2 separate regions of the Homo sapiens genome follow, and region 2 is linked to region 1. Evidence: chromatin loops called from intact Hi-C (ENCODE). Cell type or tissue: Caco-2. All regions are shown on one strand.

Region 1 (8,000 bases):
ATGTGCTAGGACTTTTTTTACATATAGCCTCATACCTGTTCTTCACCATATCCATTGCTTTTCTCAGTTTTACAGAAAGGAAACTGAGGTTCAGGGTGGTTAAAATGAACTTGTCAATATCACAAAGCTAGCAAGCGGCAAGGCTGAATCTGAAATATAGGCCTTCCTGGCTTAACAGTCTGATCAATTTCTATCACACCACCCTCCACTTGTTGAAAAGATCAGCTTCATGATTCCAATTGGGGTTGTGTGATGGAGGGAGTGCCATCCTGCACATGGATCACTTAATCGATTCACCTGATAAAATGTACGCTAACATGCTAAACTTGGTGGTGCCCAGCTAGTTAGAAATTTCATTCTATCTAGAACAGCAATGGATAGAAGGGTACAATTAAGAGAAATACTCCAGTCCAAATAAGAGAAATACTCTTTGTTTTTAGTTATGCTTTAGCATGTAGGGAAAATATTCCTTATCTAGACTTGTTTTATGAAATCAAGACCACATTTGAGACTTTCTTGGTAGTCAAAGTGTTAGCAACCATCAATCAGAAATGAAAAAAATGAATTCTACACCCAAGTTTGGGAGAACAAATTCAGTGTTTAGTATTTCTGGTCCCAAGAGAGTTTGGCTGAGAAAAAGTTAGATCTATTGAACAATCTCAATTTATGTGTCCTAGGTTTTAATTCAAATGAGAATATGTCAGATCAGGACAGGAGAAGAATGACTCAGAATTATGTAGGAGATCGGTAAAATGGCCTTTGATTTTTCTGACGCCTCTTGTGGGAACAGCTCTGATTTTAATATGCCGGGTGGAATGATATTAAACATTACCAGACCAACTTTATACTAGCTACACTGTACCATGCCTGGGGAGAGAACAGAGAACTCATTAAATAAATGAAGATGCAAGTTCACATCCAGACATTATCTATCATTACTTTTAGACCTAACAGATTCATTATCTTCAGTACTGCTTGGAGTATTATTTTTCTAGATAGTTTGCTACACTATCAGGAAAATCTGGTAGAGGAAAACTGATACAACTTAATGAAATAGCCAGCAAAGGGGATATCTGTAGTTTGCCAAGTGTCTATAAATTTATGTTGTCTTTTCTTTTTTCTCCAAATGAAACATTGCCTGTCAATCAATTAAAGGTATTTACTGAGCTCTTATTCTATGGCCACATTACTGTAGGTGAAAAATGCAGATTCAAAGAAAATGGTAGGACCGGTACCTGAATTCAGAATTTATTTTAATTTTTAAGTTTTATAAAAGAAATATATCGTAAAGCTCAAGTATGTTCTAAGGCCAAGATTTTCAAATACTTATTAAAATTATTGAGGAATCCAAATAACTTTTTCTTATGTACTTAATATCTGTCAGTGTTTACCATGTTAGAAATTAAAATTGAGACGTTCAAAAATATTTATTCATCGGTTTCAAACAGCAAAAACAAATCTATTATATATTAACATAAATAGTAGGTTTTGTGAAAAATGTTTCTACAACAAAAAAAATGAGAAAATTGGCCTTGTTCTACATTTTTGCAAAGCTCATTAATGTCTGGTTTAGAAAAGACAGCTGGAGTCTTATATCTGCTTCAGCACTTAATCTCTTGCAATATCATGTCATGTAGCCTCTGGAATATTTTACTGTACTCTCATGAGAAAATCAGTATAAAATGGAAAATAATATCTTAGTATTAGTATGAAATAGTTTTGACCTAATAGATCCCAAAAAGGGTTTCAGGGACCTCCTGCATAGATCACATTTTAAAAAACCCTGTTTTAGGATAATATGATGAGTAGAAGTGATAACTCAGTATTACCCTTTCAATATAAAATTGAAAAATGCAGGCATTCGGATGAGATAGTATTTATTGAGATCTGCTTTTTAAAAGCTGATGTTAAAATATTGATCCAGAGTTAGCAAAATGAATACAAGTTGAAGGAGATTTAAGTAAATTTCACATTGCTGTATACAAGAAGATTCATGTAAACACATGTATGCTTTTTTGTCTATTTTGTTAAATTTTAAACTCTATCAGCAAAAGACAATTATTTGCATTCTAATTTTTATGTTTTCCTGCACAATACTGTTTCAACTTTAGAAGGTAGCTACTAGCCATTCTTATTATATGGTTTATTTATTTACTCTACTTTTGTGTAGACATCTGTTTTTAAAGTTAGCTATCTGAAAAAGTCATCTTTTCAGTTAGGTAACACTAGCAATCAGAACCACCCACAATTTGGAGTGAAACACCACTTTAGAGGAGAATGAATCCAGTGGACAGAATGGCTTATATTACTGCAAGAATAGCTGACTAAATGTCAACTGAATAGTCCAAGTTATCCAAAAGAAGAAAATATTAACAAAAAAATATTTTTGGCTCACCATATAAAAGGCCCATTATGCTTTACTACTACTACCAATAAGTAAAGATTAAATTTGTTTATGCTATACCAGAGATCTGACACTATAAAGTAATTTTAATCATGATTAATTTTATGGCTTTTTGAAGAATCAAAAATCCTTATACAGGGGCATAATAGGTCACTTCATATTTTTCCACCTGAAATCTAGGAATAAACTGACAGATTCCATATCTTCTACTCCCCAGTTTTCCTCATTTGTTGCTTACAATATTCAGAATTTAAAATGATAAATGAAAAAATATGCTTTGATGGAATTGAGAGAAACAAGGACTGTTGTTATTTAAGGAATGCAAAGGCTCAAAAGTGAATATTCTTCTTTTTCTCTATATTTTACTTCTTCCTTTACCAACCTGATAAAACCCTCACATTTTGGGAAGAATGTATTTAGTTCTAAAAACAGGCTTTGCAACGGCTAAAGGACTGCTTATTTTGTGGATGGTCCTTCTGTACAAAGAACTGTGTGTTACTACTAGTAACACAATAGTCCAGCAGGTAATAGAAAACTCATCAATAGAAGGAAAGAAAATGGCAGTAGAACTGGAAGATAATCTGCATTTTATGTCAAGTGCAAAGGCAGCCCTGTTCAGCTATGGTGTTTAGACCCCTGAATTGCATCTGGTGGTACGTCTATGGCTTCATATACACATAGGTTGGACCTCCTTTTTTATCTTGTATTTGAAATATTTATATTAACAAAGAAAAGAAATGTGAAAAATAACTAGCTTAAAGCTGTCTAGAAAGATGTCTCCTTTCTTCCTTTCCTTTAAATTGCATTTCCTGGAACACCTGAGAAATCCAGTAACTATGTATCCACACCATAGAGCCAGGAATGAGCGTTACAGAGAATGATGATGTCTTGAGTTTATTATAGCCCAACTCCAAGAAATCTAAACTTCATCCATTCTTTAGATTATAGATGACATTTCAAACTCACAGCCATAGAACAGAGAGTGTGTTCACAACTGCACGGAATTGCTTGTTATGATGATGGAATTCTTTACATCTTAAAAGACGATAAAAGTTGCCTAATTCGTGTATGATACAATAAACTTATTTGCTGACATAGCAAGTCTTACATAATAACCATGCTAATGATAGGGGAGTGCTGGGAAGGAAAGAGCATGGTCCCTTTAAATTATATGGAAGGGGGAAGGGAAGTGCTGGGTAAGAGAAAGGCGGGTCCCTGGCTAGGGCTCCACCCCCACGGGCCTAGGTGAAGACAGCCACTCCTGCTTTCCTGCCCAAATGTTGCATTTTCTAGGACTACCCTGGCCCACCATGCCCCCATCTTGATAAAAACCCGAGACCCTAGTGGGCAGACACACAGAAGCAGCTAGATGTGGAGAGGAACACATCCGGGGAAGAAGACACAAGTGGCTGGTCATTGAGAGCACGCCAGCAGACGAGCACGCTGATGGGCACCTGCAGGCCATCGACCAGCGGAAGGACATGGAGTTTGGCTGGAGCAGTCAGAGAAAAGTCCAGCCACTTGGTCCAGGGGAAAACCATCTCCCATCTGGCTCCCACATGTGCTGAGAGGTACTTCTACTCAATAAAACCTTGCACTCATTCTCCAAGCCCACATGTGATCTGATTCTTCCAGTACACCAAAGCAAGAAATCCTAGGATACAGAAATCCCCCTGTCCTTGTGATACGGAAGGGGGTCTAACTGAGCTGGTTGACACAAGCCGCCTATAGATGGCCAACTAAGAGAGTACCCTGTAACACACACCCACCGATGCTTCAGCTGTAAACACTCACCCCAAGACACTGACGTGGGGTCGGAGCCTCACAGCCTGCCGTCTGTATGCTCCCCTAGAGGTTTGAGAAGTGGGCAATGAAGAAGCAAGCCAGTCACCCTGTTGCACGCCCTCCAAGGGGGACAAGGGAACCTTTCCTGTTTCACTAACATTCTTCACAAACAGATTTTGAAAAACATCCATTCAGCTAAAATGCATATATCCTTATGCTAAGAAGGTGGCAAGATATTTTGAAATAAAAATTTAAAAAACAATGATTATATTTTAATCATTGTGTTACTTTAAAGCACCGATTAACAAAGCTTTGCCAGGTTGAATCACTCATCTTTGACTGAATTTCCATTTTCAAGCTGTTTCTCACTGAACTTTGTAACTTCACATGACTCACAGACTTCAAAAGCCGCCTTCATAATTGCTTTTCTCTCCAATACATTATATATGTACATTACATATAAAATGTCAAGAAACAGATATTAAAGGACAAGATTTGAAGATCTGAAGTGAAGAAAATGAATCAGTTAGTGATATTGCACAGATTATCTAGTTTGATTTACATAGATTTTTTTCAATGTGATTTTTGTGATTGCTTTCAATGAGATCCATACCTGCCAGTCCTGGGTGACCTTTCTCTCTTTTTCTTTGTGTGGGAGCCTCAGCTTCTCTAGCACACAAAGGTTGTGTGAGGCCCACAGAGTGTGGAATGCTTTGGATAATGGGAGAGCAGTCTAATCAATTCGCTACTGATAGGATGAAAGGGAGACTAGAGAGGCTGCTTTTGAAGTTGTCTCCTTTGTGGATCTGAGTCATCCACAGCTGTAGGATTCCAGTCTGTTTGTTTTAAGTCTTAAAGGAGGAGCAGGAACACCAAGTTTTACATACCATGTTTATGTTCTTCTGCCAGTTTGAGTCCTATAGAGCAAAGACAAATCTCGGCGTGGCATTTTTAGCTCTAAGCCAAATGTTCAGACGCCCACATGCCTTAACTTAGTAGGCAGGAGAAGGAACACACCTTATATGTGAAATTGCACAAGATAACATTTATCATCCAAAATAAAACTGGTGTTGCCTTCCTGTTCCAGCTTACCCACCATTGGGAAAATAATGAATTTTCTGGAGATAAATAAGCTCCTTTGCTTGCTTGCTTTCTATTTCCCTCTGTCTCTTTCTTCCTCTTCTTTTTTTTTCTTCCTACCCAAGGTGAAAAAATGTGGCTCTAAATTTTCACAAGTAATGTTTAGGGCAATGACTACCTTTGTTTTCTGTTTTCCTCTTTGTGTAAATTGGCCAGACTATAAAACCACAAAGGTCTTAAGGAAATAGAATCTGAACTCTTGAGTTTAGGATTTAGCCCTGCCTCCTTACTGTGTGAGAAGCTTACCCTGCAGCAGTTTCCACAGGGTTTCATTTCTTCTACCTTCCTAAAGTGAATTGTCTTCCTTTAAGGAGAGATATTTACAAATATATTTTGCCCCCTTTTTAGGGATTTAAAAATTATTTCTTGATTTGAGTTTCTGTGTAATAAAAAGATACCTTCTAATATTAAAAAAAATTATTTACAAATAGCCAAATAGTATGTTTAAATTTATTTTTAAAAAATATTTATGTAGAATATTTTAAAGAAATATTTTAAAGAAGTATTCAATATTAAATATTCACGCAGAATATTAATATTTTTGGCAAATTAATTTAAAGATTACTTGCTTTGTTATGTTTGAATTAAGGATTGACTGTATGTTAAAATTTACACTGAGTTGAAATATGTGTTAGGGTATGAAAAAATGATTCAGTGAGCTAGTATTTGTAATTCTTGCATTTTGCACTTAAATTCATTTTTAAAATAATTTCTTGATTTTTATTTGTAAATGAAAAGATAAAAAATGCTAAGGCTACTTTCCAGTTCTTGCAAATCCAAATAACACATTCTGGGCAAGGATAGAATAGTTTTTCAATAAATGAAAGACTAAAATGAATACAGTACTTTTGTACTCTCCTATGTTTTTGAAATACAAGAAATAACTAAGAAATAAGCTAAATAAGAAAATTGGTGAGATGAATGCAAATTATGAATCTGATAAATCAGGAGACACACTTGCAAAATTATTATTTGTATCTGCCCCATTAATTTGCACTTCAATATCAATGTTTCTTACGTCCGCAAGCAATGGTCTACCTTGGGTGGAAAGTTCACAATATATGACTTGGATTAAAACAATTCAAAACTGTTTTGTTCAAAATCACCATGGAAGGCCATCTATTTCAGCTCAGCCACTGAGGGCCTGAGTCAGGAACAAACACATGTGGCCTCTTCTAAGATCTTACACATATTCACTCCAGAGCCACTCAGGTGCTCAGTGCAGCTATTTCAAATGGGAACGGACATAAATGAATAATTGTAGTTGATTTAAAATACATATATATCAACAGATCTAATTTCTTCTGGTACAGTTTTAGTCTTGAAGTTCTGGATTATCTTTCTAAACTTCCTGTGAAGTCTTACTCAGGCAGTGCTAAGGTAGGAATTATGATACTTATGATACATTTGTCACCTAAAGTTTTGTCTTGCTTTTTAAAAGCTGTGGTTTGGATGAAAACAACAGGATTTTCTTGCTCCCTAGATGTAGGTATGTATCATAGATATTTTGTTTTTTGGATTAAGTAGCTGCTTTCACTGTGAAAATTTAAAAAAAAATCTCTCAAACCACAAACAACCCCCACCACAAAAAAAACACAATTTTCTTATTTTCTAGACACAGAGATAGTTTTAATTTTGATGTATATCTACTTATTCATTAATTATTAAATAATATTTTACAAAAAATTGGGTTATTAATATCAATATGGTTGGCAAGGTGGTTGATTTCACGTGTTTCCATACCACATGATTAAAGTGATTATTAGTCTACACGATGTTTCCGTTTGCATTTTTTCAGTTGTACTATTTTCATGATATAGCTATACCATATTTTTATAAGCCTTTTAAGTTGGATATTTAGGTTGATTTTTCTTGTTTTTCTTTTTTTATAAATAAACCTGTAATAAATATCCTTATGGATATAGATCTACATATTCTTCTCATTATTTGTGTTTTTTTTTTTGAAAATGGGATTATTTGATCAAAAGTAATTCACATTTAAAATTTTTTTCACATGAAATGTGGTTGAGGGATTTGGGTTCAGAAATGACATGATTGAACTTAGCATTCTGACTAATCTTAGGACTAATCTTAAATCTAATCCCAAAACTAGCATTATTTGGGATAAGAGCAGAAGCAGAGAGTCCAGTTAGGAGACCATTGCAATACCATGGAAAGAAATGATGCAAGTAGGACACAAGTAATAGCGCTGAAAATAATGAAATTTGGTCAAATCCTGAAGCTAAAGCTGATAGGATTTACTGAAAGATTGTAAGAGGGAGTGAGAGGAAGAAATAGTGAAAGATGACTCCAAGGGATTTTTTTGTATTTGAGTAGAATGTGCAGTTACCATTAACTAGATGAGAAAGACAATGAGGAGCATGTTTGAGGAAAGATGTCAGAACTTTGGTGTTGGACATGATAAATAGAGAAAAGTCGGGCATAGAGAAATACTTTTGCGAGCCATTAACATTCCATTAGCTATTGCTGTGTAAGAAACAACCATAGAATCTCAGTGGAATGTGACGATACGATTTTATTTCTCGCGTGTCTGCTAGTTGACTTATGATTGGCTCTTCTAGACTGGCCTTAGCTAGGCAGCTGTGCTTAAGCTAAGGGTTGCACTGGACGTCGCTACTCTCTACGATCTGGGTTTTAGTCCTCTCCACCT
Region 2 (8,000 bases), 120 kb before region 1:
GGATATTGTCCACAAAAGCACAATTTCAACTTCTCTTGCTTCATTCAGGAAAAAAGATCCCAGACATGGGATGTGTCATTGTGAAATGATTTCTTCACTCCCCCGTTAATGGTTTAGTTAATGCTTTTCTTTGACTAACGGAGAATTTTTTTTTTTTTTTTTTTTAAGACCGAGTTTCGCTCTGTCGTCCAGGCTGGAGTGCAGTGGCGCCATCTCGGCTCACTGCAAGCTCCGCCTCCCGGGTTCACGCCATTCTCCTGCCTCTGCCTCCCTAGTAGCTGGGACTACAGGCGCCCGCCACCGCGCCCGGCTAATTTTTTGTATTTTTAGTAGAGACGGGGTTTCACCGTGTTAGCCAGGATGGTCTCGATCTCCTGACCTCGTGATCCACCCGTCTCGGCCTCCCAAAGTGCTGGGATTACAGACGTGAGCCACCATGCCCGGCCAGACTAATGGAGAATTCTTTTGCCCCATCGATAAGCTCTTCAAAGTCAATGTAGAGCAGAGGAAGGGAAAGTCACTTCTTACACATTTCTGTGACTCATGCTTTTATTTCAGGCCTCTACTTGTGAGACTGACACTTGTGCCTATAACATGCTGTCCTCACACTTTAAGGAAAGCTGGAGGAGCAAAACACGTTGGCCATCTTTCAAGACATTATAAAACATACCAAGAAATCCCCAAACTTCCAGTGAATGATACTTTATAGATGCTCAACTTAAAATAAAAGGTTAATGTTGCTGTTTGTAACTGTGATCAATCAGTTAAATATGTGACAAAAATTAAGAAGAAAAAAATGCGGATGAAACATTGCAATTTATAGCTGGAAAACATGTCTGACCCTGTGAACCATAAAATGTCTCAATAGCATGTAACTTCTATTTTTTACCTGTATATAGTGAATGATTTCAGAATCTCCCTAATGAGTGATCTCATGGAAAGCCTCTCCAAAGTTCTACCAATTTTAGATTATTTCTATGTTAAGGCTATAGGACATTGAGATAAATTCTATATAGTATATTAGAAAGTACATGAGATTTTCAGTTGGATGCCCCTTACTTATAACTTTTTAAAAATTTTTTTTGGCCAGTTTCATGCTATGTTACTTAAATTATCTTAAGCTCCATTTTGTTGGCTATAAACCTGGGACAACTTATAGAGCTCTTTTTATAAGAATATTGTGTGAATTAAATAATATGATATACATAAACCTGTCAGGGTTACTTAGCTACCTGACATTTGTGAGGAAATCTTAAGGTTGGTTGATCTTCGAGTTGCTGTGGGAAGAAACCATCTTTTGGACTCAGATCTAAGAAAGGGATGGAATCCAATGGCCTTGGGCATTATCTGAAGAGTTCCATTGCTGTGCTGAATTTTCTTACAAATTGGTTATCATTTAGCATGCCTTTACTTCTCAAGTAGAACAAATTGTTCAAAGTTAAAATGTCGAACTTCTTGCAGCTGACCATTAGCTGCAAAGGATTTGCAAGAAAGACTGCATGCCGAACAAATGGGTATTTTCCAGAAAACTGAAATTGGCAATTGGAAGAAGTCTTGCATCTGACTCTAATTAAGGCTTTCTTTGTTTCAAAACTGGCTCTCACAATCACAGGAATGTGAAATGTGTCCCTTAAAATAGTTTACGATTTTAAAAAGCTAGATTCAAATTCAGCTATGTCCTTTTAGTAACTGATAAATGGTTGCACTTCCCCATCAAGTTTATTATTCATTTTTATGGCTTAACTTAACTTAGATCTTGGTTAAATACTTTTAGCTTAATATAATTTACAATCCACTTATTCAGAATACAGAATTAGATTGAAAGTGCTATTATGTTTCACTTAAAGCCTGTCTTTCTTAATCCTTCTGTTAATTTAATCTTCATGAATTTCATTTCGTTTGGATATTTGTCCCTACTCAAATCTCATGTTGAATTGTAATCCCCAGTGCTGGAGGTGGGGCCTGATGGGGGGTGTTTGGATCACGGAGTGGGTCTGTCGTGGCTTGGTGCTGTCTTGCTCGATAGTGAGTTCTCCTGAGATCTGGTCATTTAAAAGTGTGTGGCACCTCCCTCCCCCACTCTCTCTCTCTGATTCCCACTTTCACCGTGTGATGTGCCTGCTCCTGCATCGCCTTTCACCATGATTGGAATCTTCCTAAGGCCTCCCCAGAACCAGATGCCACGATGCCTTCTGTACAGCCTGCAGAACCATGAGCCAATTAAACCTTTTTTTTATTTTAATAAATTATGCAGTCTTAGGTTTTTTTAATAACAACACAAGAATGGCCTAATACATTCATGTATTAAAAAAGATAATGGCATTTCACAGAGGCCTTGTGTTTTCATGCCCCTGACAATCTTATAAATTCCAAAAAAGATAGGTTCACCTATTGATAGATTTAAATGAACTTCTTTCCTTTATCAACACTCTCCCTCAAATGGTGGCAACTATATTATGTTTTCTTTCATCTTGTTAGGATCAGCATTTCCTCCTTTTCCATATTTGCATTTCTCTCCATTTTTGAATGATGCAATTAATTACATTTTAAATAGTTAAGCAGTTCTTATGTTAAAAAAGGAAGGCTACTTCCCTTTTTTTTTAATCTTCCACAGCTGTCTACATTTCTTCTTTATAATGACTTGTTCAGAAAAGACAAGGGCAGAGGGAAAACCAGGCCCCTCGCAGGAGGAATTAGATAAAGAAGAACAGCTCAATAAGTCTGAGATCATAAATGGATTAGCACCTCTCTTAGGCATACCTAACACTGGGGCAAAAGATTTATTTCAGGGAAAAAAATTTATTTCTGATTTATATCAGAGAGAAGTGACTGATATATTTTATGTTAAAAGAGTTTGAGAAGACCTGAATAATCTACAGTGCATCATGGGTATTATAAAATTATGTACAGGTTATAAAACTATAAATAGGATGAGCAAAACCCTTAAGGTGTTACTAAGATATGACTGAGGGTACCCAACTAATATTTGCAGCCTAAATTCAGGTTGGATGTCAGACTGCATTGAAGGTGGTCTACACAATGTTAGAGGTAATTCTCTGACAGTGACTGGTTACATAACATTACTGTTAGCTTTCTGGGCTGCATATCAAAAGGCAAACATCTAGCATACCTACTCATAAGCTGTTTATTCTAATTTCTCTTTGACAAATTAATCACACTCCAAATTTATTGAAATGTTTGTTGAAACATTTCCTTCTAGAATTGTTCTTGAGGATTTGTGATTGTTAAGAGTTATGTCTACAATAGCTTCAAGTGATTAGATTAAAGATAATAGTGCAGTGTAACAGCTTTCTGAGTTAGACTAGATGTGGTAAGCATGTAATATTCTTATATCATTGGTGTGTAGTAAATTCTTTTTAGAAGAACTCATTTATGTAATAGCCATAAATTTTAAGATGCTCTGGAGGTGGATAAAAATGAATAAATTCCTATATTTGGGTAGTTAAAATTTTTCAAAACACTGTTACAAAAATAGTTTTCCCACTTTAAAAAATTAGGTCTCTTATAAACAGATCAGAAATGTTACTATGGCCTAATAAAAATGTTAAGCCTTTGACATAATTTTTTATGGAAGTACATTGTGTTATGTTTAAGATGTTAAAAAAAATTCTGCAGGAATTACCCATGTGAAGATGCTATGATACAATTTCTTTTATATTTGTATACTAGCTACTTTCAAAGTGCACATGAGTTGATTTACAGTAAAAGACACATATACAAGAAAAGGAGACAGCAACTGTATTTTGAGGGTAGAATTAGTGTTTCTGATATTAGGGGGTTGGGGAATGGGTCTGAGCTTCATGGCAACCAAAGCAAAAAAGATATATGGTAGGTCTTATAATTAATTTTCAAATAACAAGAGAAATAATCTTTGAAAGAATTTTTTCCTCATTCTATATCTAAAATATGTATATCACATAAGATCTTACATAGGAGACATGCAGCGTAATAGTTACATCTCTAAAAGATATTCAGTAGCAAACATACACTTTTTTTATGTCATTATAATCAAACTCAGCAGAAATTTTTCTACAAAGGGTTAAATTAATGGCTTTTTAGTGCAACTTAATTCAAGGACAGGAGTCAGAAAATGTAGACAAGCACATAGCAAGATGTCCTATCAGACAATGTCTCCATAAATGTAACTTCTCTCAGCTGGTCTTATGATGACAGCCAGAGAAGAAAGGTCAAGACCATGCTATTGAGGGGCTTAAGACAGCACCTAAACTGGTGCTGTCTCTGGTGCTGAGAGGAGATCCTCTCCCACGTCCACCTCTTTAGGGATCACTGCAATGGCTCCTTAACTGGCCTCCTTATACTCTCATCTGCATCAGTCCATTTTCCACATGACTATGAGTGCCTCAGATCCAAGTTGGATGGATTTTCATGTCCTGCTTAACATCGCTTAATGATCTTCCCTAGACTCCACAGTCAAAGGAGCCCTTTATGGCTCTCCCTTTCTCTCCAGTAGCACATCTCACCACTCCTCCTTACCTATCCCTTGAAATCGGGGCTCCAGCTACACAAAGTACTCTGTAGTTCCTAGAGAGGTGCATGCTATTCATTGCCTCCACACGTAAACTTCTTCTGCCTGGAAATACCTCATTTTATTGGTTTCCTTGGCAGAGCCCTCCTCTTCTTTATTCCTTCAAAGATGCACACGCTTCTGGAAGATGTCTGAAAGCTCTTCCACTTGTTTTCTATACAAGCGCATAACCCTCTGTATCTACTTATATCATAATTGTAGCACATTATGCCTAACTGTAGTCAGTTAGACATTATCACACAAATCGGACTACTTGAGTCATTGCTTTGCTAACCAGTATCCCAAGCTAGAATATCAACTGTCTGGATATGGACTCTTTATCTTCCCTCTGTACAGCCAGGCCCAATCAACACCCGGCACAGTATGTGCTTAGTGTATGTTTGAGAATTTAACTAATCTTTATTGCCTGAATTCCTAGGAGAGTGCTAAGACAGTTTCTGTCACATAACACATGCTCAAAAAATAAAACACTAGTTGCAAGAATGGAGATTGTTGATTGAGTGAGTGAAAGGATGCAACAGAAGTAAGTCTGATATTTTGATGTGAAAGTGGAAGATTCTAACCTAGTTTCACGATAGAAGAGAGAGCTAATTAGTGAGCAGACAAGGCCCCCAGATTCCTTAAAAACCTGAGTGTTCAGTTGAAACACCAGAGGGGATTACAATCTGCAGAGCAAAAAAGTTATTAAGCACCTCATGCACAAACAATCCCTGTCCTTACCCCTGCAGAATGACTTGTTTTTAGCAGCACTGATACATGTGATATTCATAAACAGATCTCTGAGCCCGATGTTTAAGAACAATAAAATTCAGAATATGTTTGGTTTTGACACAGCACTTCTAAAATCAGGTTTTGCTGTGTTTCTTGTCCATTTAGAAATGAATGACTGACATGTGTTTGACTGCAGAAAAAATGTAGTTTGTCAAGACTAGGGCTTCTTACACAAAGGAAGCTGCTTTCTGAGATGTGTCCACAACACCGGAATATCATGTTTCTATTTGGCATTCGTGGGGGAAGCCAGAGCAATCTTGAACTTGTGCTTTACCATTATTTAAATGCCACTTATTGAATTCCACATTGACTCAACTTCCCAGGTCATAAAAATCAAGTTTATAAAATTTGCAAACAATGAAATTAGATATTATATAAGAAATGACATTTTAAATCGAAAAACCATCTGCCCGGCCCAATGTTATATTAATAATAATGTTATTATTTAACTAATTTTGGAAATACCTAGGATATACATGTAGATGACTATGTGGGTGGGAAATTGAAAAAATATGCTTTTATTTTAATGTTTTTGTGCTTTACGAAAAATACAAAAATACAAGCTGATGTACATGTTACAAATATATGTAAGTATATTAATTGTAAGGTTGAATGTGGTCATTTCTACTTATAAAAAAGTCATTTATTAATATAAATTTATTGGAAAATAATATAGAACTAGAAGATAAATCAGTTTAACTGGGAAAATCAGGCATCAAATACTAAAACCAAGATTTACTGAAATACCTTTTTGTCTTAAAAAAAAAAAACTCCATAATTTGCATTCTTTCCTTTTACAATTTGACCATATGGAAGAAATCCAGGATTAATTGCTTGTTACAACGTTGATATAAAGGACATTTAATAATTTTCTGTGTGAGCGTGCCTTTTTCATAATAGCAGTTTCTTTGTTGGAAGCATGACAGATGACTGGCTAATGGCTGGTGGGAGAGAAGAGAATGTTAAGAGTAATGCCACATAGGGAAAGAAGCATGGCAGACAGAGTTCACCAGAAGAAAGACATGATGTAAGATTTAAATTCCAAAAGACTTTTATTGTTTTTGAATCATTTGTTACTTTCTTGGGTTGCACACAAAATATCCATGGTTATGTGAAATAGTTCCACAAATGTCTTATTCGTACTTAAAGATGAAAATTATTTATTTTTGGAGCCTAGACAGATTATATCCTTTTTCTGTTATTCCTACCGTGATTTGTAGGATAATTTTATGAAATTTATTTATTTCATTTTCTTTTTATTAGCCAATTGTAAGGTGGGGGTGGGGGGAAGTTCTTTTTTTTTTTTTTTTGAGACAGAGTCTCGCTCTGTCGCCTAGGCCGGAGTGCAGTGATGCGATCTCGGCTCACTGCAAGCTCCGCCTCCCGGGTTCACGCCATTCTCCTGCCTCAGCCTCCCGAGTAGCTGGGACTACAGGCACCCGCCACCATGCCCGGCTAATTTTTTGTATTTTTAGTGGAGGCGGGGTTTCACCATGTTAGCCAGGATGGTCTCGATCTCCTAACCTCATGATCCGCCCGCCTCTGCCTCCCAAAGTGCTGGGATTACAGGCGTGAGCCACCGCGCCCGGCTAATTTTTTGTATTTTGAGTAGAGACAGAGTTTCACCGTGTTAGCCAGGATCGTCTCTACCTCCTGACCTCGTGATTCGCCCGCCTCCGCCTCCGAAAGTGCTGGGATTACAGGCCTGAGCCACCGTGCCCGGCCGGTGGGGAGAAGTTCTAATTGTGAGACACTACAGATGGTGTATTTAAATGTAGGCATATATTAAAATGATGTTACAGTGGTATGACTTTTTTAATTTGGCAAGCTCAGATTTCACTTAAGTTACATTCTTGGTGACATGGTATAGGGCAGGCAGCAGTTCAGAGCACACACCAGAGAGTGAAGCTGCCTTGGGTGTATGCCTAGCACTATCTGTTATAGTCTGTAAAATCTTGGACAATAAACTTAGTCTTTCTGGGTCTCAAATTCATTTATAACATTAGGATGATGTCAGTCATTTCTAAACTCACAGGGCTGTTATGAAACTAGATGTATTAATGTATTAAAAGCAGCTAGAATACTGTATGGCTCATAGTAAGTGCTATATTGCTAACTATTTTTATGATTAAATGCTAGAACTGACCTCACCTGTACAAAGACCATTCTGGTACATTCAGACAATTTCGGGGTGGGAAAACATCCACAACTCTTCGTGCTCCTGGTAAACGATGATTACACAATTTCTAAGGAATGCCATGAAATAATAAGTCACCAGTGTAGATTTAGGTCTAGGGAAGAAGAAGAGGTATACTTAACAGGAAAAGAGAGAGAAGAGAAAATGAATAAAGAAAATTCATGTGACTCTTGGAAAGAAATTAAAGATTCATTCAAGCAACTTAAAAGAGTGACAGAGAATGAAAAAGTAGAAAATAAACTTAATCAGAGCTGAATTATTCATTTCTCCTTTAGTGAGAGAGACCTGTGGGTGAACAAGGAGGCTATAGACATGGAATGTACCCCTTTTTCTGTTAGTCAACGGATCTTTTCTAGAAAGGCAGCAGCACATGGAGAAAGACTCTATGGCATTGGGGGGAATGATGGTGAAACTCTCTGATTTCCTCTGCTGGAGGGTTTCTATAGATCATCGACAGGGTGGAGA

Evidence for each region. A loop is a pair of places that touch in the nucleus more often than their neighbours do. Peaks named below come from ENCODE experiments on the same cell type or tissue, not always from the same donor. Only the 100,000 strongest peaks of a DNase experiment are listed, where the experiment ranks them.
Region 2: it touches region 1 in a loop (5-fold over the local background); 1 of 110 quality-filtered maps calls a loop at or near these places.

The regions. Positions count from the first base shown.
Region 1 is chr7:13,012,600-13,020,599 of GRCh38, forward strand. All of the region lies in intron 1 of LOC105375158 (a long non-coding RNA gene), which reads left to right. Among named protein-coding and RNA genes, the nearest start is that of ARL4A, 330 kb to the left of the region's middle. RefSeq lists enhancers at 4,018-5,217, 4,527-5,142. In Caco-2, no CTCF peak of the experiment used is centred here; DNase peaks (open chromatin) are centred at 3,702, 4,212 and 4,902; H3K4me3 peaks cover 1,824 bases.
Region 2 is chr7:12,893,926-12,901,925 of GRCh38, forward strand. No RefSeq gene overlaps it. Among named protein-coding and RNA genes, the nearest start is that of ARL4A, 210 kb to the left of the region's middle. In Caco-2, no CTCF peak of the experiment used is centred here; a DNase peak (open chromatin) is centred at 4,916.